Regions from separate parts of the Homo sapiens genome. Here region 2 is linked to region 1. Evidence: chromatin loops called from intact Hi-C (ENCODE). Cell type or tissue: Caco-2. All regions are shown on one strand. Links, peaks and the distances in the headings refer to the core of each region. The heading gives the core; the rest is flanking DNA. Region 1 has its middle 350 kb from the start of COBL. Region 2 has its middle 110 kb from the start of COBL.

Evidence for each region. Peaks named below come from ENCODE experiments on the same cell type or tissue, not always from the same donor. Only the 100,000 strongest peaks of a DNase experiment are listed, where the experiment ranks them.
Region 2: a loop joins it to region 1, with 9 times the contacts of the local background. A loop is called at or near these places in 1 of 110 quality-filtered maps.

Annotation. Positions count from the first base shown.
Region 1 is chr7:51,660,026-51,672,773 of GRCh38, reverse strand. No RefSeq gene overlaps it. Among named protein-coding and RNA genes, the nearest start is that of COBL, 350 kb to the right of the region's middle. In Caco-2, for the core only: no CTCF peak of the experiment used is centred there; a DNase peak (open chromatin) is centred at 6,299.
Region 2 is chr7:51,424,592-51,437,339 of GRCh38, reverse strand. No RefSeq gene overlaps it. Among named protein-coding and RNA genes, the nearest start is that of COBL, 110 kb to the right of the region's middle. In Caco-2, for the core only: CTCF peaks have their summits at 6,669 (motif pointing left) and 8,922 (motif pointing right); DNase peaks (open chromatin) are centred at 6,689 and 8,919.

The sequences.
Region 1 (12,748 bases), core at 1,745-9,744:
TCAAAGGCCTTTTCTGCATCTGTTGAGATAATCATGTGGTTTTTGTCGTTGGTTCTGTTTATATGCTGAATTACGTTTATTGATTTTCGTATGTTGAACCAGCCTTGCATCCCAGGGATGAAGCCCACTTAATCATGGTGGATAAGCTTTTTGATGTGTTGCTGGATTCGGTTTGCCAGTATTTTATTGAGGATTGTTGCATTGATGTTCATCAGGGATATTGGCCTAAAATTCTCTTTTTTTGTTGTGTCTCTGCCGGGCTTTGGTATCAGGATGCTGGCCTCATAAAATGAGTTAGGGAGGATTCCCTCTTTTTCTATTGATTGGAATAATTTCAGAAGGAATGGTACCAGCTCCTCCTTGTACCTCTGGCATAATTTAGCTGTGAATCCATCTGGTCCTGTACTTTTTTTGGTTGGTAAGGTATTAATTATTGCCTCAATTTCAGAGCCTGTTATTGACAATTCAGAGCCTCAAATTCAGAGCCTGAATAGACCAATGTCTATTCAGAGATTCAACTTCTTCCTGGTTTAGTCTTGGGAGGGTGTATGTGTCGAGGAATTTATCCATTTCTTCTAGATTTTCTAGTTTATTTGCATAGAGGTGTTTATAGTATTCTCTGATGGTAGTTTGTATTTCTGTGGGATCGGTGGTGATATCCCGTTTATCATTTTTTATTGCGTCTATTTGATTCTTCTCTCTTTTCTTCTTTATTAGTCTTGCTAGCAGTCTATCAATTTTGTTGATCTTTTCAAAAAACCAGCTCCTGGATTCACTGATTTTTTGAAGGGTTTTTTGTGTCTCTATTTCCTTCAGTTCTGTTCTCATCTTAGTTATTTCTTACCTTCTGCTAGCTTTTGAATGTGTTTGCTCTTGCTTCTCTAGTTCTTTTCATTGTGATGTTAGGGTGTCAATTTTAGATCTTTCCTGCTTTCTCTTGAGGGCATTTAGTGCTACAAATTTCCCTCTACACACTGCTTTGAATGTGTCCCAGAGATTCTGGTATGTTGTGTCTTTGTTCTCATTGGTTTCAAAGAACATCTTTATTTCTGCCTTCATTTCGTTATGTACCCAGTAGTCATTCAGGAGCAGGTTGTTCAGTTTCCATGTAGTTGAGCTGTTTTGAGTGAGTTTCTTAATCCTGAGTTCTAGTTTGATTGCACTGTGGTCTGAGAGACAATTTGTTATGATTTCCGTTCTTTTACATTTGCTGAGGAGTGCTTTACTTCCAACTATGTGGTCAATTTTGGAATACGTGTTGTGTGGTGCTGAAAAGAATTGTATCCTTAAAATATGTATAATTACAATATGTATAATTGATATGTATGTATCAATTTTTAAAGTAAATAATTTTTCTATAAAAAAAGAATGTAAATTCTGTTGATTTGGGGTGGAGAGTTCTGTAGATGTCTATTAGGTCTGCTTGGTGCAGAGCTGAGTTCAATTCCTGGATATCCTTGTTAACTTTCTGTCTCGTTGATCTGTCTAATGTTGACAGTGGGGTGTTAAAGTCTCCCATTATTATTGTGTAGAGTCTAAGTCTCTTTGTAGGTCTCTCAGACTTGCTTTATGAATCTGGGTGCTCCTGTATTGGGTGCCTATATATTTAAGATAGTTAGCTCTTCTTGTTGAATTGGGGAAAAAAACAGAGCAGAAAAACTGAAAATTCTAAAAATCAGAGAGCCTCTCCTCCTCCAAAGGAATGCAACTCCTCACCAGCAACGGAACAAAGCTGGATGGAGAATTACTTTGACGAGTTGAGAGAAGAAGGCTTCAGACGATGAAACTACTCCGAGCTAAAGGAAGTTCGAACCCATGGCAAAGAAGTTAAAAACCTTGAAAAAAGATTAGACGAATGGCTAACTAGAATAACCAATGCAGAGAAGTCCTTAAAGGACCTGATGGAGCTGAAAACCACGGCACGAGAACTACGTGACGAATGCACAAGCCTCAGTAGCCGATTCAATCAACTGGAGGAAAGGGTATCAGTGATGGAAGATCAAATGAATGAAAGGAAGTGAGAAGAGAAGTTTAGAGAAAAAAGAATAAAAAGAAATGAACAAAGCCTCCAAGAAATATGGGACTATGTGAAAAGACCAAATCTACGTCTGATTGGTGTACCTGAAAGTGACGGGGAGAATGGAACCAAGTTGGAAAACATTCTGCAGGATATTATCCAGGAGAACTCCCCCAATCTAGCAAGGCAGGCCAACATTCAGATTCAGGAAATACAGAGAAAACCACAAAGATACTCCTCGAGAAGAGCAACTCCAGGACACATAATTGTCAGTTTCACCAAAGTTGAAATGAAGGAAAAAATGTTAAGGGCAGCCAGAGAGAAAGGTCGGGTTACCCACAAAGGGAAGCCCATCAGACTAACAGCTGATCTCTTGGCAGAAACTCTACAAGCCAGAAGAGAGTGGGGGCCAATATTCAACGTTCTTCAAGAAAATAATTTTCAACCCAGAATTTCATATCCAGCCAAACTAAGCTTCATAAGTGAAAGAGAAATAAAATACTTTACAGACAAGCAAATGCTGAGAGATTTTGTCACCACCAGGCCTGCCCTAAAAGAGCTCCTGAAGGAAGCACTAAACATGGAAAGGAACAACCAGTACCAGCCACTGCAAAAACATGCCAAATTGTAAAGACCATTGAGGCTAGGAAGAAACTGCATCAACAAACGAGCAAAATAACCAGCGAACATCATAATGACAGGATAAAATTCACACATAACAATATTAACCTTAAATGTAAATGGGCTAAATGCTCCAATTAAAAGACACAGACTGGCAAATTGGATAAAGAGTCAAGACCATCAGTGTGCTATATTCAGGAAACCCATCTCACGTGCAGAGACACACATAGGCTCAAAATAAAGGGGTGGAGGAAGATCTACCAAGCAAATGGAAAGCAAAAAAAAAGCAGGGGTTGCAATCCTAGTCTGTGATAAAACAGACTTTAAACCAACAAAGATCAAAAGAGACAAAGAAGGCCATTACATAATAGTAAATAAATTTTCATTCTATACCTATTTTGTTGAGAGTTTTTTTTATCATGCATGGTTGTTAAACTTTATCAAATTCTTTTTCCACATGTGTTGAGATGATCATGTGGCTTTCATCTTTTATTCTATTAATGTGGTACATCTTATTGATTTATTTGCATATATAAAACTAATCTTGCATCTCAGAGATAAATTCCACTTGGTCATGGGGTATAATCTTTTTGATGTGCTGTTGAATTCAGTTTGCTAGTATTTTCTTGATTGCTAGTATTTTCTTGATGATTGTTGCATCTATGTTTATCAGAGATATTGTCCTGCAGTTTTGTTTTTTTTTTTTTTTTGTGGTGCTTTTGTCCGACTTTGATATCAGGGTGATTCTGGCCTCATAAAATGAGCTTGGAAGCATTCCCTGTACTTTAATTTTCTGGAAGAGTTTAAGAAGGATTGGTATTACTTCTCCTTTGAATGTTTGGTAGAAGCCATATAGTCCTGGGCTTTTCCTTATTGGAAGGTTTTTAAATTACCCTGTCAATCTTCTTATTTGTTATTGATCTGTTCTGGTTTTCTATTGCCTCCCAATTCAATCTTGATAGGTTATGTGTTTCCAGGAATTTATCCATTACTCCTACATTATCCCATTTGTTGATATATAATAGTCATATAATAGGCCTTCTTTATGACCATTTTTATTTCTGAGGCATCTGTTGTAATATGTCCTCTTTTATTTCTGAATTTGTGCATTTGAGGAAAACATGATCTGAGTGGTTTTCTAGAAGGTAGCTAACAGCCAGTGGGCTTCTTTTCAGGCTTTGATGTGTTTTCACCCTGATTACCAAAGTGTGTTTCTTTGTGTCCTCAGTGCCTTATTTAGTGCTTGGCACATAGTTGGTGCTCAGTAAATAGCTCTGGAATGAATCAACAAATAAATGGATAAGTGACTGACTGACTGAATGAATAAACTTATGTTATACTTAAGTCTCTTATGTATCTTCTGAGATACTCAACATTAAAGAATTTCATGGACAAATGATTTTGAGATTATCCTTCATGCCATCTTAAGACAATGCACACTGGCATAATTGACAAATCAGAGAAGGTGACCCTGAGCCATTGCGACTCAACCAGTAGGCTACTGGAACCAAGACATAAAAATGCTACAATGTCTTAAGCACATTAAAGGGCAAACATGTGGGAACTGTTAGTGGCACATTCATAGGAAGTCCATGCTATTCTCCACATTGGTGTTAGTGCGCAGATGTAAATCACATCTCTTCCCTCCTCAAAATGTGTCCTTATCTCCCTAGAGCACATAGAAGTTCCAACCACCCATCTTCAAGTTAGTTTCAAGGCCTCTGCTTTCTGACCTAGCCTATGTATGAGGCATGGTACATGGAAGATCGGCTGTGCCATAGCTAAAGCAGCTAAGTTTCCTGGAACACATCTTACCCACTGATTGGCTCTCTGAAGATTCACTTTCAGGCTCCACAGCTAACTCAGAGCCCAGAGAGCCAATCAGAGGGTAAGGTGTGTTCATATTTGAAAGGTCTAGGTATGAAAGCATTAATTCATTTTTTTATTCACAGAGATAAGCAGTATATGTGTATAGTAGATACCTCATATGGTACATTAGATTGTATTTATGGTATTGGTAGGCAAGGAATATACATGTATACCCGTATATGTTTATGGTACATATGTATACATATATAGAGAGAGTATATTCTTACAAGACAGGATCTGTAATGAACATTCTTGCAACTTCGTGTTTATTCTCATTTTCAAGATTAGGCAGTTCTTTTTGACACTAGCAGGAACCCTAATAGATGCTATTTTAAAAGAAGCTGAAAACAGGAAAATCTGATTTGACCACACCATCATTTAATTCTTTTCCAGACAAAGGTTTTATTGATTTTAGTGTATGCAATGAATTGAACAATTCTAAGATTAAGGTGATAGTGAAAGCATTGAAGAAATATATTGTGAAGTGTCAGAACTTTGATCAATTTAAAACAAAAAGCTAAGCAATATAAAAAAACTGTAGTCAAATCAGTCAGGTTATAAGTTTCTTTCCCTCTGAGAGATAAGCCGGCCAAGAAAGAGTGTCCATTTTCTTTTTAGGAATTCAATTTTTAAATCAAAATATAAGTATTTTGGTTGTTTCCTGCAATAGTCTCTCTTTATGACCAACAACAGTAATATTGCCTGTATCAGAGGATAGACAATGAGAGAGTTGAAGGAAGTATTCTTTAAAAAATTATAAGAAAGGGCAGAGAGATAGTAAGAAGGAAGGAAGAAAAGAGAGAGAGAGATAGGCTTTCAGCAAACAGAAATTGCATTTTTTAAAGTCTCACTAAAATACTAAACAGTAACTCCAAGGAAATAAAGAATATGATGATACAAACAAGACAAAAGATTTTAAACAATGTAATACATCTTTGCTGTTAGATGTGGCTGTGTAAAAGATGTTCGTTTAAAAGAAAGTGAAGGAGAAGTAAATCTATTTTTATCGTTAAGATGTACTTATAATTATTTTAATTAATTGATTTGAATGACAGTTGTGGATAACGAATGAGCTACTGATGTCCAATTCCAAAATTGCAAGTAAGAAAAACATGGCTTATCAGTACTTTTTGAGAAAAGATATGAGTTTATCTGCTCTTCTTTTCTCATAAACCCTTCTGTCTTTGTGAAATATCTCTGGCTCCATCTTCAGAGAAATAATGTGTGTGCAGCCTGGAAAGAGAGACTGTGATCTGGGAAGGCACAGACCAGTTTATCAGCACGACTCAGCATACCGCCTCCCTTCTCCAGGACCAGACCACTTTCCTGGACTGCCAGGATGCCAGGATACAGCCTTTATTTCCTAACCACGGTTTTCAATGCTGAAATTATTCTTACAAGTCAATAGTAGATTTATTTTCAATATAAACGCACAAGCTATTTGGAAAGGAATCATATAGCGGGCATGTTGCTGGACAATTTGCAAGCCTCCAGAGTTTCCTGGAATGTTTCAGAAGGAAAAACAAACAGCAAGACAGGTTATGGGGGGTGGGGTGGATGGTGAGCTCCAACAGTTAATCTGTCTTTGAATGGTTGGTTATTAATCAGCTTTGCATGCCAAAAGCTAAATATTCAAGAATGCATTCCAATTCATAATTAGAAAGTTTAATTCTAGCCTTCTAACCAAATATTTGGTTCAGAGAAAGTACCCTCGTAAAGCACAGATTAACAACCTTGAGTGGCAGCCATGAGCTCAGTGCAGCTCACTTAGGAATCTCAGGTGTCAGTGTTCTGTGTCCTGTGCCACTTGAAGCAGATTGGCTGACACCTTGACAGCTTGCTGCATTCGACCAGTCCTGTAAAATACGTGGAGTTCTAGCCATAGGAATCAAGGCTTTTGCAGCAAGAGATAGGGTGTTGTTCAAGGTCAAGGAATAAAAGAGAATAAAAATGTAGATTTCCTTTTCCCCTCATGCAGCCAACATGAAAACAGTTTAAAACTGTTAAGCTCACAATTACAAGGAGAGTATGCTTTTAGCGGTACCTCGTATAACAGACCAGGAAATTTTTATAGGATATCTTTAAAAAGCCATCCCACAGTGATTCACCAGACACTTGGAGGCAATAATGAAAGTGCCTCAATGCCTTACAATTTCCAATAGCTGAAACTTAAATCCAAGAGAGTCAATACTTACATTATTTATGTTTTTCAATAAAAACTAATTAAAGATACTTAAATTTTTAGTGATGGTCCGAGAAATGTAATTGAGCAGGCTCAGATTTAGCAAGCCATTAATTGAGTTCTCGATAAGGATCTGAATGAAGAAGGAATCGATTTCTTATGAATTTCAGCTCTTTTGGCTCCGCTTTCTTCAAGCAGGAAAGGAAGGAAGCCTAAGATTCCATCTTCTCTCAGTCTTCTTGTCTCTCAGCCCCGGAGGGAAAGAATATTTAAAAGGCATTGTTAGAAACTCCCAGAAATGGTGCTTGAGATGAGATTTGTTTTTAATTTTTCAGCTGGATCATTATTTCTGGAGAATGTAAATAGTGGCAAATGCCAATCATTGAACTTGAAAAAAAAGGAAGAAATTAGCCACAAGACGTTTAAGTCACTTTTAACTCCAATTCATTCCCTAAAGCTGCCTGGAAAACACTCTAGTTCTATTTTGAAGATGTCTTTATGTTCACAAAAGGCCACTGCGCAGGCTTGCTGCTGGCTGCTGTGAAGGGAAATTCAAATTCTGGCAAACTGCTGCTTTCATCTGGTCCTTGAACAAAGAAGCTATTTTGAAATTCTGATGGCATCTTAGGGAAAACAAGACATACCCCAAAATTTCAAAAATAAATATAGCTTATTGCTTAACACTCTGCATGTAACAACTAATATCCCCAAGGAAAATGTAGAGTCTGGTAGCAGCACCACATTCTAGATTTAAGATGATACATCGATCAAATGCAGCATTTCTCCAGTGAACCTTCGTTTACTGGTACAGGAAACCATGCCATGACTCACAGCAGATTTCGCCAGACCTCGCCACTATGGGCAATAGTGGCACCTAACAATTCAATGCAACACTAAGGAATGGGGGGCAACCAATTAAATTTCACAGTAGCTGACTTCAGTTTTGCTTCACAGGATGTTTCCCCCAAGGAACATAGCTTCTCTTGCAGAAAATATGCCATCGGCTTCAGATCAACACTAGGATTTTTCCCTAATTGTCCATTTGTGCTCCTGCTCCACACACAATGCCCGCTGAAAACACATCATTGCCTTGATAACACTCTTGACTTCCTTGGCCCGTGAGAAATCACAGGTCCTCTCAACTCATGGGGCTCTCTGTGTCTTTTCTTTGGAAGAACACTATGACAGCTGGTGATATTCCTTCTACTGCCTTTGCGATTATTAGCATCATGCAAATAATGCTAAACTACACCCTCACCTGCTCACCTGCAATTCCATGTTAAACATCCATCTGCTCCACTGGAATGGAAGCATAAGGAGACAAGGGACAATGCACGTGAGGTTGGGTGTGTTTTCCAGAGAAGCCTAGCATGCATGCTGTAGGAAAACAAAAAATATTTCTTAAATTTATACAGAAGTAAATCTTAAAGTTCGGTTTTTCATGATTAGAATTGAATTTTTTTTTTTTTTGAGACAGGGTCTCACTCTATCACCCAGGCTGGAGTGCAGTGGTGCCATTTCGGCTCACTGCATCCTCTGCCTCCTGGGTTCAAACAATTCTCGTGCCTCAGCCTCCCGAATAGCTGGGATTACTGGCGTGCGCCACCACACCCAGCTAATTTTTGTATTTTTAGAAGAAACAGGATTTTGCCATGTTGACCAGGTAGTTTTTGGTGTCATAAATTCCCTCTATGTGGAAGTAAGCCCAGTTGTTCATGGTATTTACAATAAGAAACGTTGTTAAAGCACAGATTTAATCTCAGCCTCTGGGAAACGAAGCAAACCTTGTCAACAGCCGGTGTTCACATTTCAACAAGGTTTTGCTCCTCTGGTATAGGTCCTTACCTAATCATTACAACAAATGCAAAAATACAAACTAAATGATATTGGCAAGTTTGAAATTCTGATGGCATCTTAGGGAAAAGTCTAAAAATATGTCAAGGTTTTAGTTCAGTTTGTCTCAAGCGTAACTGGATGTGAAAGTCCACATCTTTAGTGTGTAACTGTTTGTAGCTCTTTTCTGAGATACACATATTTTGATTATTTTCCTCACTTTTGAAGGGCATGAAACATTACAGGCATGTAGTTGTAGTTTCACATGTATCTTGGAATACTATTTAGTCATAAAAAAAGAATGAACTCCTGTCATTCTTGGCAACATCGATGGAACTGGAGGACATTATATTAAGTGAAATAAGCCAGGAACAGAAAGTTAAACACTGTGTTCTCACTCATATGTGGAAGCTAAATTTAAAGCTGAATTCATAGAAGTAAAAAGCAGAACAGATAATGCTAGAGTCAGGGAAAGGCAGGGGGAAGAAGGAAAAATTAAAGGATATAAAACTACAGCTAGACAAGAGGAATAAGTCCTAGCATTCTGTACCACTGTAGAATGACTATTGTTAACAATAGCATATTATATAGTTTCAGATAGGAACAAGAAGGATATTTAATTTTCCCAACACAAAGAAATTATAAAGGTTTGAGATGAGGCATGTGCTAATTGCCCTGATGTGATCACTATATATTATATGTATTTTAACTTCATTATATACCCAATGAATATGTACAATATGTATCAATTTAAAATTAAAACAACTAAGAAATAAAAATACACTTAAAAATAGTAATAAACAAATGTTCATCAATAAATAAATAAATGTCATAGAGTGGCAACCTATGTATGCATATAAATAGATAAATACTATTAGGAGAAATTCCTTAAGGCTTATGAATACATATCCTATTAATTGAAGGAGACTTAGATAATTCTAATATTATCTGGTTGAATTACTTTAGGATTTGTCAACCATGGTGCTATTGACATTTTGGGCCAGGTAATTCTTTGTTATGGGGTCTCCCCTATTGTGTGATATTTAGCAGCCTCTCTGGCCAGTACCCACTAGATGCCAGTAGCACCACCCTAGTACTGACAACAATACATTTCTTCAGACATGGCCAAATAGGGTCAATGAAAGGGGTTTCAGCGAGGTGGCAAAATCACCCCACTTGATAACCACTGCTTTAGTGCTATCTTGAAGAAAAAAATGCCAGACAGACTATGTCATTGAAAACCTAGGCAGCACACTGTACTAAGCATCTTACAAGCTCTGCTACTGACGATACGTCGGTGCCATCCTACTCCAACTAGTCAACAAATCTTAAGATCAGTCCATGAAGAAGTTCTTCCAGAATACCCATTGTGAACGAAAGTAAGAAGATTGTAGTTTTAATCATGCATAATTAAGGCTTTTTACTGAACTGCACTGGAACTCCCCTGGTCACAATACTGCCACTCCACTTGCTGCCCTACATTCTGCACTTGATGGAAATAACTTTAGTTGATCCTCTCAAAAAGCTTGCAAGAAAGTAATGTAGATCCTTGTTTGTAAATGAGGAGAAAAAAAGGCTTGAGACTATTAGGGATTTGTCCCAGGTTGCACAGCCAGAGAGTGACAAGAGGGGCTTAGGATTCTGTCCTACCCGATTTCACATTGTGTGTTCCATCATTTTCATCCTAGGACCTCTGTTCATAAGCAGTTTGCTAAATTGAGATCATATCCATTGACAAGCGTCTTGAAATTAAGCTGAGAGGACAGTGGTGAAAGTCAGCGTCTTTTGCAGCCCTGCAGTGGCACCATCATTCCCCCAGCTCAGTTTGCTTCTCCCATTGCTGAGCTCTTGGCTCTGGTGACCTCCAGATCCCCGACCCTGTGCCACCCCATCACCCTGCCTGCAACCTGTGCCCTCAATCTCCCCTCCAAATTGTATCTCAGGAGAAACAGCACTGTAGAATAGATAAACCATTTTTCAGTTGAAACCCTGACGGTGCCATCAAGATGCAGGGGGACCTTGAGGTTTGATGCATCTTCTTTTCTCACAGGGCTCATGGCCAAATCTTCCTCTCCTAAAGGACACAAGCACTCTGTCTCCTAAGCACCAGAGATGCTCAGCCAGCAGAGACTTGGAAGATCATTTCCTTATGTAGGGAAGGATTTTCTCATGAACTTTATACCAAGTGGTGAATGGCTGCTACCTTATTTTCCCATTTGCCTTCTGTTATTTGATTTTGACATGGCGTCCTTACTTTAACTAACTTATTGCATTTCCACTGGGGACACTGCAGGTGGGCATTGTCGAGAAAGCTACTGAGAAATGGGGGTTGGGGGCTGCAAAGGAGCCTCCTTGGCAGCACCTCCGTGGCTGCTGTGTGTGCAGGCCCCGTGCCAGCTCTGGGTGCCTCAACCCTGCTGGCCGCCTGGGCTTTCTTCCTTTATGAACATTCAATCTCTTGTTTTCCATAAATTTGATCTATTGGCTGAAGAGCCAAGGAGGAATTTTCTTATTAGGGCACAATTTTCTTATTAGGGCACAATTAGGGGTCTTGCCTCTGTCTCCTAACGCAGCAGGGGTATAAAGGAAGGGGTCGGGCACTGCATCAAAGGCCAGTGCTGCCCTTGCCACCTTCAGGACAGTTGTTAGTCCTGCGAACTGGAACCTCACCTGGAAGGGATGACTGGGCCCCATCAACTCAAAGTCCTTTCTGGCTCTGAAACTCTGTCTGCAGCTCATCAGGCCCTGCTGATTGTGCCAATTGGAATAAGCAGCCTGACGTGATTTGTCTGGCTAATGATGTGATGTGGGATGGACAGAGAAATTGGGCCATGACGGGCTTGTTAATGACCATTAGCATATGCACCTGCAGCTGTGTACCTGCTTCTGCTGAGCGCAGACCCAGCTTGTGCTCCTCTCGCCATCACCTGAGCATCAAGGGCTGCTGGAATCACATAGGCATTTAGATTGCCGGAACAGGCTTCCTTCCCTCCTTACCCTTCCTTCTGAGTATCTTCTGCAAATCTGTCTTCTCACCCTATGGATGTTCTTCAGAGAGGATGGGCCCTTGCCTCCCTGAGTGGGTCCCTGGACCCACCATGGGCATTGCCCTGTTGGGGCGTGTTAGAGGCGCAGACTCTCAGGGCCCACCCCAGACACGTTGTATCAGATCCTCCGGTTGATTCCTGTGCAAGTTAAAGTTTGAGAAGTGCAATTCTAGACCAGGGGGCAAGCACATTGAGGTAGAGTGGGGCTGTCTGTCTCCAGAAGATTTTAGTGGTCTTAATACAGTTTAACTCCCAATGGAATTAGTTGCTATGGGTTGAAATATGCCTCTCTAAAAAAATTATAGGGTCAAGTCCTAACCCCCTCATTTGGAAACAGGGTTGCTGCAGATATCTTTAGTTAAGATGAGGTTATACTGAGCTAGAACGTATACAAAGGGGACATCTGGACACAGACACACACAGGAAGAATACATGTGAAGATGAAGCAGAGGTGAGGGCAATGGCTCCCCAAGCCAACCAACGCCAAAGACTGCCAGCGGCCGCAGGGGCTGGAGGTGAGCCTGGAGCAAACTCGCACTCACACTCAGTCTTCCACGTCTCGCCTCCAGAACTGAGAGACAATAAATATCTGTTGCTTGCACCACCCAGTTTGTGCTACTTTGTTATAGCATACTATTATAATCCCCTAACTGATATTAACTCCAAAATCTAAGATAGTCAAAACATAAAATTTTTCTTAGTGGTGCTGCATGCCATTAGCATCCAAGAGAAAATACAGGAATCCTCTCCCCAAAATTTTTTCAAGAGCTTTCTGGAAGGATGGTTTCTGACACCTATTGGGTCAGATGGCCTCCTCTGAGATGCTTCATCACTGTCTCCTATCCCATCCTGCGCCTTCTTGGAGGCTGAACACAAGCTCTGTTTGTATTTGCTCTGAGTTAGTCTACTTCTCATAAAAGCCCATTGCTGCCTAAGCAGGATGGAGTCTGGGGTGAAATGATACCGCAATAACAATGAAACATAAAGTTATAATTTCACAGCCCAGGGCAAGCTGGCAGAACCAGGTTATATAATATTAAAATAGTAAGCTCTATGTGTTTAAGAAACTCTTATATCACACCACCCAGGGGTGGATTTTTTTCCTCTCGTTGCTCTCACAGTGACTCAGGATCCTAATTTATTATTTATATGATTTGAAAGATGTCAGCTGTTTGCCAT
Region 2 (12,748 bases), core at 2,986-10,985, 240 kb after region 1:
CATAGGGGAAACGCTTTATAACATTTGTTTGGGCAATGACTTTTTTGGATATGACCCCCAAAACATGGCCATCAAAAGCAAAAACAGACAAATGGGATGTGCATCAAAATAAAAAGTTTCTGCACAGCAAAGAAAGCAATCAACAAAATGAAGAGACAACCTACAGCATGGGAGAAAATATTTGCAAATCATGTGACCCATAAGGGGCTCATATCCACAATATATAAGGAACCCAACACAATAGTAAGAAAACAAATAACCCAGTTTAAAAATTGGGCAAAGGTTCTGAATAGACATTTCTCAAAAGGATACACACAAATGGCCAATAGGTATATGAAAAAAAGCTCAACATCACTAATTATTATTATTATTAGAGATAGAGTTTTGCTCTTGTTGCCCAGGCTAGAATGCAATGGCATGATCTTGGCTCACTGCAACCTCTGCCTCCCAGGTTCAAGTGATTCTCCTGCCTCAGCCTCCCAAGTAGCTGGGATTACAGGTGTACACCACCACACCCAGTTAATTTTTGTATTATTAGTAGAGACGGGGTTTCACCATGTTGGCGAGACTGGTCTCAAACTCCTGACCTCAGGTGATCCACCTGCCTCAGCCTCCCAAAGTGCTGAGATTACAGGCATGAGCCACTACACCCGGCCCAACATCACTAATTATTAGGGAAATGCAAATCAAAACCACGGTGAGACATCACTGCACACCTGTTAAAATGGTTGTTATCAAGAGACAAAAGATAAGTGTTGGAGAGGATGTGGAGAAAAGCAAAAACTTTTACATTTCTACACTGCTGGTAGAAATGTAAATCAGCACAGCCATTAGAGAAAACATTATTATGGAGGTTCCTCAAACACTAGAAAGGGTTTTAAAGATTGTGAAGTTCACCTTCAATGAAGAATTTGACATTTATTGGAAATTTATAGCTCTTTCCTTGTTTTAAAAACACTCCTAAACATCAAGTTTTGAGATATACTAAACATGAAACTTGGATCTTGGAATGAGTAATTTCTCCTTCCAAAATGAGCTTTTGTAGTTATGATTTCTAAGAATTCACAATACTGTCTTAATTCCAAGAATATGCTATGAGCCAGAACAGAATATCAAAGCTATTCATACAAGTGGTTTAAACATAGGGATATAAACTCTGCATCAAAGGAATATGACTTAAAAATTCTGAATTGAACATACTGTTGTTAACTTTAGACCATATATAGAAGAGTGAAATGCTTATTAAAAATGTTTTTTTTTCAAGCAGCACAAAAATATGCTCCCTCCTTAGCCCTGACACTCACATTTTAACCTCTCATATCTGTGGATTCCACTGCCTGCTGACACATGGGTTTGAAGACACTGTCCCAGGGTGTTAGAGACTGGAATGAGAGGTGAGTGATGTCCCAAAGGGAAAAGGGCCAGGGATGAGAGGTCTGCAAGGAATTCGCCTGGTGAGAAACTGCTTCTCCAGTGGTCTTTTGTACCCTCCACGTTAGCTCACTTCGCTGGTCATGACTGAAGCTGGTTAGTGTGCATGACTCCTCCTTTTATGTGAGTTCAAATGTTTGCTGAGGGCTCACTATGATGGAATCTATATGGGGTATGGAGGTGAAAATGGAAAGGAAGGGCAAGAAATTAAAAACACTTACTCTGGTTAATTTTGGTTCTTTTCTCATTTAACTCTTTATAATTATTTCCTTATCCTTCCCAGTTTACAGGTGAGGATGCAGAAGCTCAGAGAATTTAAGTACCTTGCTTGAGGTCAAACAAATTCTAGTGGGTCCAGGGTTTGAATTCTGTATGTTTGAAATCAAAGCTGAAACTAGTAGGGGTGGGAAGAGAGAGAGGGGAGAGAGGAGAGAGGAGAGAGGAGAGAGAGGAGAGAGAGAGAGAGAGAGAGATCTGTAATTAAGAGAGGAAGATGATCAAGAGCCAGTAAAGTTTGAGAAACCTTGTGCGTTTCAGGAGAATGTTGGTCAATATTGTCCAGGAAGACCAGCAGTTGGAAGACAATCTTGGCTCATCAAAGACCTTTGAAAGTGCAATTGTCAGGATTTCCGTCAAGGGGTTAGATGGAAGTCAGATAGCGAAAAATTAAAGAATGGACATATAGAAATAAGTAGGCAGTAGGGGTTACTTCCTAACACTTTTTTTTCTTCACTGTAGCAATGGAGAAAATGAGTTAGAAACTCGGGAGGAAAATGAGGACCTGAGAACGAAAAAAGTGCTGACAAATTTCTATGGCATGAGAAAAGAGGCAATAGGAAGGGAAAAGAGGAGAAAGGTACAAGTAGAGGTGCCCTCCACTACTCAGAGTGGGTTAATGGGCAGAATCGTCCCCCAGCCCAATGGCTCCCTCCCCAGAGCTCCACCCTTCAGGAGGAGCTTGCAGTGCAGCCCAGGAAAGAAAGGGGAGAGTGAGGGGGCATGGTCATCCCTCCCGGCCAGGTCCTGAAGGGACACAGCATTCTGCTCATTGACGACTGGATACAGGGCTCCCTGACGGCCCCTGGGTGCAAGGACAGGCCGAATGTAGCCTGCCTCTGTGCCCAGGAAGAGGAGGCGGGCTTGGTGGGCTTCGCCAAGGCAGAAATGCGGAGAGACTGGGACACAGGGGAGCAGAGGAGCAGCAATAGTGGCGAGAGTGGAGGGTGGTGCCAACAGGAGGCTGTGATTCCAGGAGAGGGGCTGGACAGGGTCAAATGTGGAAGCAAAGGTATTGGGCTGATGAGGAGGAGTTGGGCTGATAAGGAGGGCCACTTCTAAGACTGAAGAAAAGGGAGAGGAGCTACAGGTGTCAAGAAACTTTAAGCAGGAAAGAAAGGAATTTGGGCATTTATGACAAATGACTCCCACAAATGAGATCAATTCATGAGCGTGTTAGTAGTAGAATGTTTCATACATGAGAAATACTACATTAAAAGGAGGAAATGGAGAAGAGTACATTTAAGGATGGTAACCTAGCGGGAAACACAGTATGAGAATGGGAGTTGATGTCAAGTGTCCTCCATTCCCGTCTCAGCACTTCTGCTATGTGGTTTTAGGAAAGCTGTTCTCCTCTAAGCCTGAGTTTTCCCATCTGTGAAGGGGGACAATGGCCAGTGTCACACACTGTGCTGTGTCTGGAGCCAGGGAGGTCATGGGGCCAATGGCAGGTGGAGTGGCCTCAGGTAGGTTACTGAGCCTCCTTGGCCTTAGCGTCTCCTTCTGCTCACAGGGGTCAGTTCACCTCCCTGCTAAGCGGGGGCATCAGGGCAACGTTAGGTGAGGTGACACCTGCAGTGAGAATCAGCACTCAGCTCACATCAGATCCCTTTCCTAGGAGAGAACAGTAAACCCAACCAGCTTTTCTGAGGAATGAACACTGTGCTGCCATTGAAATAAGGGTGAGAGATATTTTCTACCACATTTTACTTTAGTCAAAGTGAAGGCGTGCACGTGCGCACACACACACACTTACAAAGATTTTTCTTTCTTTCTTTTTTTTTTTTTGAGATGGAGTTTCACTCTTGTTGCCCAGGCTGGAGTGCAATGGCGCGATCTCGGCTCACTGCAACCTCCGCCTTCTGGGTTCAAGTGATTCTCCTGTCTCAGCCTCCCGAGTAGCTGGTATTACAGGCATGTGCCACACGCCCAGCTAATTTTGTATTTTTGGTAGAGACGGGGTTTTGCCCTGTTGGTCAAACTGGTCTCAAACTTCTGACCTCAGGTGATCCACCCACCTCAGCCTCCCAAAGTGCTGGGATTACAGGCATGAGCCACCCATGCCCAGCCTACAATATTTTACTTTAGCCAAAGTGAACACACATACACACACATTTACAAAGATTTCTGATCTCAACCTGATATATTCATTTATCTACCCTGGAATTCTTTTGTTCATTGTCTTCATGAGTGAACTGTCTGACTTGAAAGTGTTTGGTGAAGGCAAATGGGTCCTTTAACCACTCTGTTCATTTAAATTATTATTTAAGGACTAGACAGGTGTTTCATCATGGGAACTCTTTAGTATGTGCTTCTTGTCAGCCTCAGGAATCAAAGTGATTTTAGCATTATGGAATATGTTAAAGTAAACTTAATTCTTGTTGCAAATCATGAACTTTTTATATATCAGTGAAAAGGGACTTACGTGCTGAGATATCCAGTGTATCACCCAAGACCCACCTGTATAACTTTGGATGAGTAAGGTAATTTTAATGGCCTTCTATTCCAGTGGGCTTCCTCTCTAAAGAGAGGCTGAGCAAGAACACTCCAACAAGTAACACTTCATCATATGATGCATTTTGCAAACAAGGAAAAAAAATATATCTATATATAGTGGTTTTCAAAAAAAAGGAGAAAAATAAATAACAAGTGGACTGACTTAAAATCAAAGTTGATTAGAAGAGTCCTAGGTTATTGTTATCTGTTTATTTCTTTAAAATATTGACCATATATTTAAAAAACTAATTGAAGAGTTCATTTAATTCAGTATTTCTTCAACTTTCTGTCATTCATATATTCCCTTCATGTTTCTGCCATATCTGAATATTGCTTATGCTAATTTTTGTTGATATTCTTTAAATAGATGCACACTTTTTACTTAAATTATTTATTTGATAAGAAAGATTTTAGCACTACTATGAATGTGAATCCATCATTGCTTGTCATAAATAAACAATCTGTGAGGTGTGAACCTACATGTTTCAATGACCAAGTGTTGTTGACCATTCTCCTCAGTTATGGTTGTTGCCTTGGAGTCAGGAGCCCGAGGTGGCTCTCTGTGCCCTGGAGAGGGATGGCTGGAGAGGTGGGGACACCCGTTCCCACTAAACCAAGTCTTTCTCTTTGGCATCATCAAAGATCAAGCCGAGGAACAAGGGGCCTGGTGAATCCCATCACAAGAAAGACACCAGCCTGCCTGTGCTCACCAGGAGAGTTGATTTAACTTGCTGTCCCAGGGTGCACATCATGGGTGAAGCTTGGAGCATCTCCATATGGGGGACGCCAGGGGGCCTTTTGTAAGGACTGGCTTGTGTGCGTGGCTTTAGGTGGGCCTTGCAATGTGGGAAATGCTTAGGTAGGTTGGGCAAGTTGGGGAATGCATTAACTGCAGGAATGGTCCCTTTGTAGCCAGAAGAATCTTGGCTATGGGCAGTAGCTGTGGTATGGGGACCAAGATCTCACCTAATGACCATATGTGTCACAGGGCCCATCACTGGCTTCTCAGAATTAACTTGTTAGGTATTTTATTTGATGTATGTCTAAGCATCTCCTAAAATCATCTTTTTATTCCTCAGTTATGGCATATTCCACATGTGGTGCACCTCCCAGTTTTCAAAGCATGGATCTGTTCTAACATCGGCTGACACATACATTTTCCTCCTTAACATTCCCCAAGTGCAGTTGTTTGCCTTTGCCTTAAACATTTCAGTGAAAGGAAATGCAGTGCTGGAAAAAGCCGTCACCACGCTGCTGAAGGTCTCCCAGCCCTGGAAGCCTTTTCAAGCGGTGCTTCTAGCTCTTTGCCTCCTGCAGTTTTTGTTCTTGTTCTTCTAGTTCTCTCCTCTGCAGTTATGCCGGGGGTTACTGACATGACCGTTTCTCGGCTCCCAGGACGTTACACACTTTATTAAAAAATATGAGTGATCACGAGGTCAAGAGATTGAGACCATCCTGGCCAACATGGTGAAATCCCATCTCTACTAAAAATACAAAAATTAGCTGAGCATGGTGGCGTGCACCTGTAGTCCCAGCTACTTGGGAGGCTGAGGCAGGAGAATTGCTTGAACCTGGGAGGCGGAGGTGGCAGTGAGTCGAGATTGCACCACTGCACTCCATCCTGGTGACAGAGCGAGACTCCATCTCAAATATATATATATATATATGTAGTGAGTTGGCCCTTAGAACCGCCCCCATCCCCCAGCTTCTCCCTGGCTGCTCTGAATGATTCCTCAATGTTTCTATGTAGATCCTGTCACTGTTGCCTCCCCAGTCTACATGCAAGTGTTGCGCCCTCTTGGCATCCTGTGTGCACTCAAATCAGAGAGACAGGATGGACAGGTAGTGAGTGAACCACCATCTCACGGTTACTTTGTGAAGTTTCAGGGAAGGTCTTGTCTTTCAGCCATGCTAAATATTGCCAGTATTCAGGAGTTGATTCTGTAATTGGCAGCTGTTGTTAGCCCTCAGATGTGTGTCACCCACAGTGTGTTCTGCTCCCCCAGCTGCAGCTGACCAAACACACCTGGAAGCTCTCATGCATCAATCAGCCTCCTTGGTGCATTTCTCTAGTATCCAACTCATTTACCTGTTGAGAAATTATATCCCTAAAAATCAGCACTCTTGGTTGTTTGAATCTTTGTTAAAAAAAAGTGTGCTTTTGTGAATATGGAATCCAAAATTAATACAGATGCTTGTCGACTTACCCTGGGGTTACGTCTAGATAAATTCATTTTCACTGAAAATATTGCAAATTGAAAGTATATTTTTGGACTTACAATATTTTCAACTTACGATGGGTTTACCTGAACCCCATTCTAAGTTAAGAGGCGTACAGAATGTTTATGTTTTTGTACCATCCTGAAGTAAAAAAATCTTAAGTCCAACCGTCCTAAACTGGGGACCATCTATTATGTAATCGTAAAGCTGGTGGATCCCAGTAAAGGGCTCCCAGCGATGCGATGGGTTACTACTGCCACCTGCTGGTAGAACATTTCTTTGTCGATGCAAAAATAATTCTGGAGTTAGTGGTAACATTCTGCGTCTTGAGGGGAGCTTGGATTGCGCATGCAAATACATTTGTCAGCTTACAGATACAATTCTTCCTAGAAACCAAGATGCCACCAACAATGAAGACGGCGCCTATTTGGGGATTGACTTGTTGGTTAATATATGAGAATTTCCTTGAGGTGAGGTCTCCAGTCATGTAGTTTCTGGCTCCCTTTGGATCAGCTTTAGATAGGAACAAAACAAATGTACAATAAAAAGAATCAGAGCAGTAGTTGCATCTTGGGTGAGGGTCAGGAATTTATCTGAAGGGATCCTGAGAGAGTTTTCTTGGGGTGACAGTAATGTCTTTATCATAACCAGGCTTGGGTAGCAGGGTGTGAGCATTTATTGAAATCCACTTATTTAATGGCTTACTTAAGATTTGTGCACTTCATTGTATGTGAACATTATCCCCCAAATTAAAAAAAAAAAAAAAACCATAAACAAACACTGAAGTCAAGTTAATGACATGTGGAAATAAATTGGTGTTTGTATCTTTGAAATGCATCAAAAATAATCGGATGGGTTGATGAAGCGGTGGAGGAATGATAGATGGGGGGGTAATTAATAAAGTATAGTGAAACCTTAATTGTACAATTGAGATGGGGAATATATGAAAGTTCACTGGGAAATGCTTTATACTTTTCTACATGTTTGAACAGTTTCATAATAAAATATGAGGAAACAAATAATTTCTTATCAAATGATGGGCACTTAGAACTAGCTTATATCATTAGTTTTATAATCACTCTCTGAGATAAATAGCAATATTGTTTTAAAATATATTAGGAAATGAGTTTCAGAATTTTTTTCTGTTTTTGAGATGGAGTTTCACTCTTGTTGCCCAAGCCGGAGTGCAGTGGCGTGATCTTGGCTCACTGCAATCTCTGCCTCCTGGGTTCAAGCGATTCTCCTGCCTCAGCCTCCTGACTAGCTGGGATTACAGGCGCCCGCCACCACGACTGGCTAATTTTTTTGTATTTTTAGTAGAGATGGGGTTTCTCCATGTTGGGCAGGCTGGTCTCGAACTCCTGACCTCAGGTGATCCACCTGCCTCAGTCTCCCAAAGTGCTGGGATTACAGGTGTGAGCCACCGCGCCTGGCAGAGTTTCAGAATATTTAAGGAAGTAGATTGAGCTTATACAGTTAATAGGCAGTAGAATTCACATTCACACCCATATTATCTAGGTCCAAGTTTAATGGTCTCTCTGTAAATGCCTTGCTTTTTACAAATTAAAAAACAAAGCATCTTTTGAGAATTAAGGAGAGGGTGGTGGGGCAAATTTGTCCTACCAATTGAAAAAATCAGCCTTAAGTTGCTGATGCTGAGTCAGGAGTACAGTTTGCCTTCAGAAAGAACAGCTTATCATTGAACAAGGCACTAGCATTTGAGAACTTCCAGAACATCCCTAGATTTGCCCCGTATCCGCAGCCTCCACCTCATTTCAGTATAGGAACAAGTCGCCCCTGGCACTTGATTTTATCTCCAACTTGTTTCAATATATGGAACTGCACTAATTCTCAATGTTAAGAAATTTAATATTAGTTTTAAATCCTATAGAGACCAGAAGCATATTCTTACTGCTTTCCAGACACTGCTATGCAGTCTGTCAAAATGTATCACCATGTGTTTTGATGTTATAAAATGATGACATCAAAAATAATGGCCTAAGAGGTAAGTGACCCACGTTTCTGTTCAAGTTACAAAATTGTTGGCTGAAATTGCGTGTGCATCATGCAAAGTGACTTTGCCTTGCTTGCATCCGCAAAAGGAAAGGGTGCCTCGGTGATCTGTCTCATGTCTGATTTGTCCTCTACTTCACAAGCATCATTCAATGGGCCCACGCTCTCTGGATCCAGCTGGGGTAGTTGTCACTGCGATAGGCCCTGTCGTAGCACTGGTACCTCTCTCCCCTCTGATACCATGTGGTACCAGAAAGATCTTTTGTTTCCTGGATCACCCTGGTGTAGGCCAATGGAGTGGTGGCATCAGGTCAGAACGTCCGGATGCTGCCTCCACCCATTTCTGTCCATCCTGCATTTACACCTTCCTCCCCATGGAGTAGTTTCCAACACCTGGGCCCCAAAGATGCTTCTTCCTACAATTTCCTTCACTACCATGGGATACAGGAGACATTTCTGTAGCCTGCAAGTGTCTCTAGCCACTGGGTGTCACTGCTGACCCACAGAAATCCTGGAAAAGCAGCTTCAACATGGAAAATATCATGGTTATGTTTTCAAAAGTGTTTTGCTCAGAAATAATCACTTGTTCAACAAAAATATCTTTTCCAAAACACCAGGATGGAAAGTCTGAGGGGGTGAAGAAGTTCTGGTGGACTTGTGTGCATCAGTGGCTGATGGCTGCCCCCAGGCTGTGGATCTTCATAAGGATGCTGTTAATCAGACATGACTTTAAAAAAGATTAGTATGCTTTTTATTTGAGTAGGTAAACATATTGAGAACTGAAGTGATTTTTCACCCTTAGTAAACATTGTACTGGACCTGCTTAACTCTGAAAGCTAAAAAATAATGAGCTTAAGTAATGAAAAGTAAAAGAAAATTATTCCAAATGATATGTACTAATAATCTTTAAATAATGAATTACTTAAATTATTCATTATCTGTTTTCTGTAACCTGCTGTGAACAGCATAGCCCCATTCCAGGTGGTAATTGTCCATATAGTTCATGATGCCTGGGGTGAGTTAACCCAAAGGAAATGGGAGAGAGGATGGAACTGATGTTTCAGAAATGGCAACATTCTTAAAGAATCCACTTAACTAAAGATTAGAATGCGCACAGATCCAAATTGAATATTCACATTCTTAGATGCATATTTTATCTCTTTGGTTCCATTGTGTTCACTTTACACCATATTTTCCTGAAATAATATATGAGAAAATACCCACATTTATTAAAAATAAAAGAACGTCTTGCTTATACAGCATAAATTCTGAAAATCTGATCAAAAGTCAATGCATTTGCTGTCTAGACTTGAATGTGGACAATATTAGCAGAAGTGTAAAAAGAATACTCAACCTGAAGAACAAAGCGTTTAAAAGAAGATACAGAGGATTATGCAGAACCCAGAGGAAAGAAAACCCTCTTGCCTTATTATTCTCATTCTATTATTTTCAGATAAGGAAAAAAAGACTGTAAATCAATAAATCTGTAATGAATACATGCACAGAGGCAGAAGGCATCCATGAGTTTGCACAGCATCCTCTCACGAGGGCCCAGAGAAGGCATCCTCCCAGGTCTCAGGGTCAGAATCAGCCACAGTTTTCATTTTGTAATTCCTGGAATCCTATAGCTGATTGCTTCCCTTTTTGCACCAAACAAAAAAAAAAAAACAGATATTTTCTGGAAGACGAGAACCAAGCATTTGTGGCCCACTCACAGAAACAGCCCCTGTTAAGCATTCAATTTTTTTTTTTTTTTTGAGACGGAGTCTCGCTTTGTTGCCCAGGCTGGAGTGCAGTGGCGCAATCTCCGCTCACTGCAAGCTCCACCTCCTGTTTTCACGCCATTCTCCTGCCTCAGCCTCCCGAGTAGCTGGGACTACAGGCACCCACTACCACACCCGGCTAATTTTTGTATTTTTAGTAGAGACGGGGTTTCACCATGTTGACCAGGCTGGTCTTGAACTCCTGACCTAAGGTGATCCACCTGCCTCGGTCTCCCAAAGTGCTGGGATTACAGGCATGAGCTACTGTGCCCGGCCTAAGCATTCAATTCTATTGTCTTGCTCTCCTTTTTTTAATCCCACTTTTACTCCTATTTTTATTTTATCTTAGAAAATAAGTTCTTGGAAACTGTGCCGCCTAATGACTATATGTGTTAATTTATACACCTCACCTCAATTCTTTTCTGAACTAAGGTGAAAGGTGAGATATATAAATAAGAACATAAAAGTAAAAGAGTAAAGATGCAAATTCAGTCCGTAGTCAGTGAGTACAACACAGTTGAAAGGCGCTGAAAGCGTTCTGAAACGCTTCCATCTTTCCTGCAAGAGCAAAGTGGCAGCTTTTGCAGGGTGCCTATGGGCTGTTTCTTCTGTAGCTCAGGCGAGGAAGCTCTTTGGAGAGAACAGAGCAAAGGGTGTGGAGGTCTGTTTGTATGATGGGGACAATGTTCCCTCTGACTGGGTGATACCATGTCTTGCCCTGAAGCAGGGGGAGACGAATGGCATCTTCCATCCAAATGGCACAGAGCGAGCGGACTGCGAACTCACTGTGTGAGAATTGGCGGAGCGACCACGTGAGGACGTGCAGCTGGGGCAGTGTGGCCAGTGACTTCAGTTGCCCTTCCGTCAGGCCACCTTGAGAGTGCTTTGGTAGAACTTAGACCTGTCCTGAGGAAGCCTGTGGGTAGTTTTGATGATACTGTCACTTTGCACACTGTAACATGCAAAACTCGCAGCACGCCCTGGGAAGCAGGCAGGCATGGAGAGCCTAAGTAACGGGAAGGAGAGCAACCGGCTGCACCGGGGTGGAGGTTGTTTAGGAGACAGGCTGGCAGCCATCAGGCACTTTGCCCTTTATTTCTGTCAGATGCTGCTGAAAAGAAGGCAAGGGGTCAACGTTGAGCGTGGATGCAGAAAAGAGCCCAGGGATCAGGCTGAGCCCAGAATGCTGGAACCGTAACAGAATAGGAAACAGCATGTACACAACAAAGTCCCAAACCATCTCCATATGATGATCCTGCTATTACAGGAGCAAAACTCTTGTTAAATCAGGAAGAGGGCAGGGTGTGGTGGCTCCCGCCTGTAATCTTAGCACTGTGGGAGGCCAAGGCAGGCAGATCACCTGAAGTCAGGAGTTTGAGACCAGCCTGGCCAACACGGTGAAACTCCATCTCTACCAAAAAAAAAAATGCCAAAAAATTAGCTGGGTATGGTCGTGTGTGCCTGTAATACCAGCTACTCGGGAGGCTGAGGCAAGAGAATCGCTTGAACCCAGGAGGTGGAGATTGTGCCATTGCACTCCAGCCTGGGTGACAGAGTGAGACCTTTTCTCAAAAAAAAAAAAGAAAAAAAATCAGAAAGAGACATCAGGTAAATTCAGAGAGGTTTTGTAAGCCCGTTGCAAGATAAATTCAAAAAAAAAAAAAGAAAGAAAGAAAAAAAAAAACAACACTCCAGCTACCCCAAAGGGTAAAGGAGTAGACATCAAGTGACTGCACCAAGAACTTGGGACAGGACTGAGGCTTGGCATGTCTCTATGTGTCATTCCTCACTGGCTGCCTTGGCCTCCCAAAGTGCAAGGATTACAGGCATGAGTTGCCCTGCCCAGCCAATATATTATATTCTTGAAAAAATGTAAAGAGAGCTAGTGTTATGTGTTCTTACCACAAAAATAATAACTGTGTTAGATGATGCATTTAATTAGCTGGATTTGGGTGGGCACAGTGGCTCATGCCTGTAATCCCAGCACTTTGGGAGGCTGAGGCAGGCGAATCACCTGAGGTCAGGAGTTTGAGACCAGCCTGGCCAACGTGATGAAACCCGTCTCCACTAAAAATACCAAAATTAGCTGGGCATAGTGGTGCATGTCTGTAATCCCAGCTACTCAGGAGGCTGAGGCACAAGAATTGCTTGAATCCAGGAGGCGGAGGTTGCAGTGAGCCAAGATCAGGCCATTGCACTCCAGCCTGGGCAACAGAGCTACACTCTTTCTCAAAATTCATAATAATCATAATCATAAGCTAGATATACCCATTTCACAATATATGTGTACTCCAAAACAATATTGTACATAATAAAAATGTACAATGTCATCTGTCAATTAAAAATTGTCATTTAAAAATAAATATTTTTGGCTGGGCATGGTGGCTCACACCTGTAATCCCAGCACTTTGGGAGGCCGAGGCGGGCGGATCACAAGGTCAGGAGATCGAGACCATCCTGGCGAACACAGTGAAACCCTGTCTCTACTAAAAATACAAAAAAAATTAGCTGGTTGTGGTGGCGGGCGCCTGTAGTCCCAGCCACTCAGG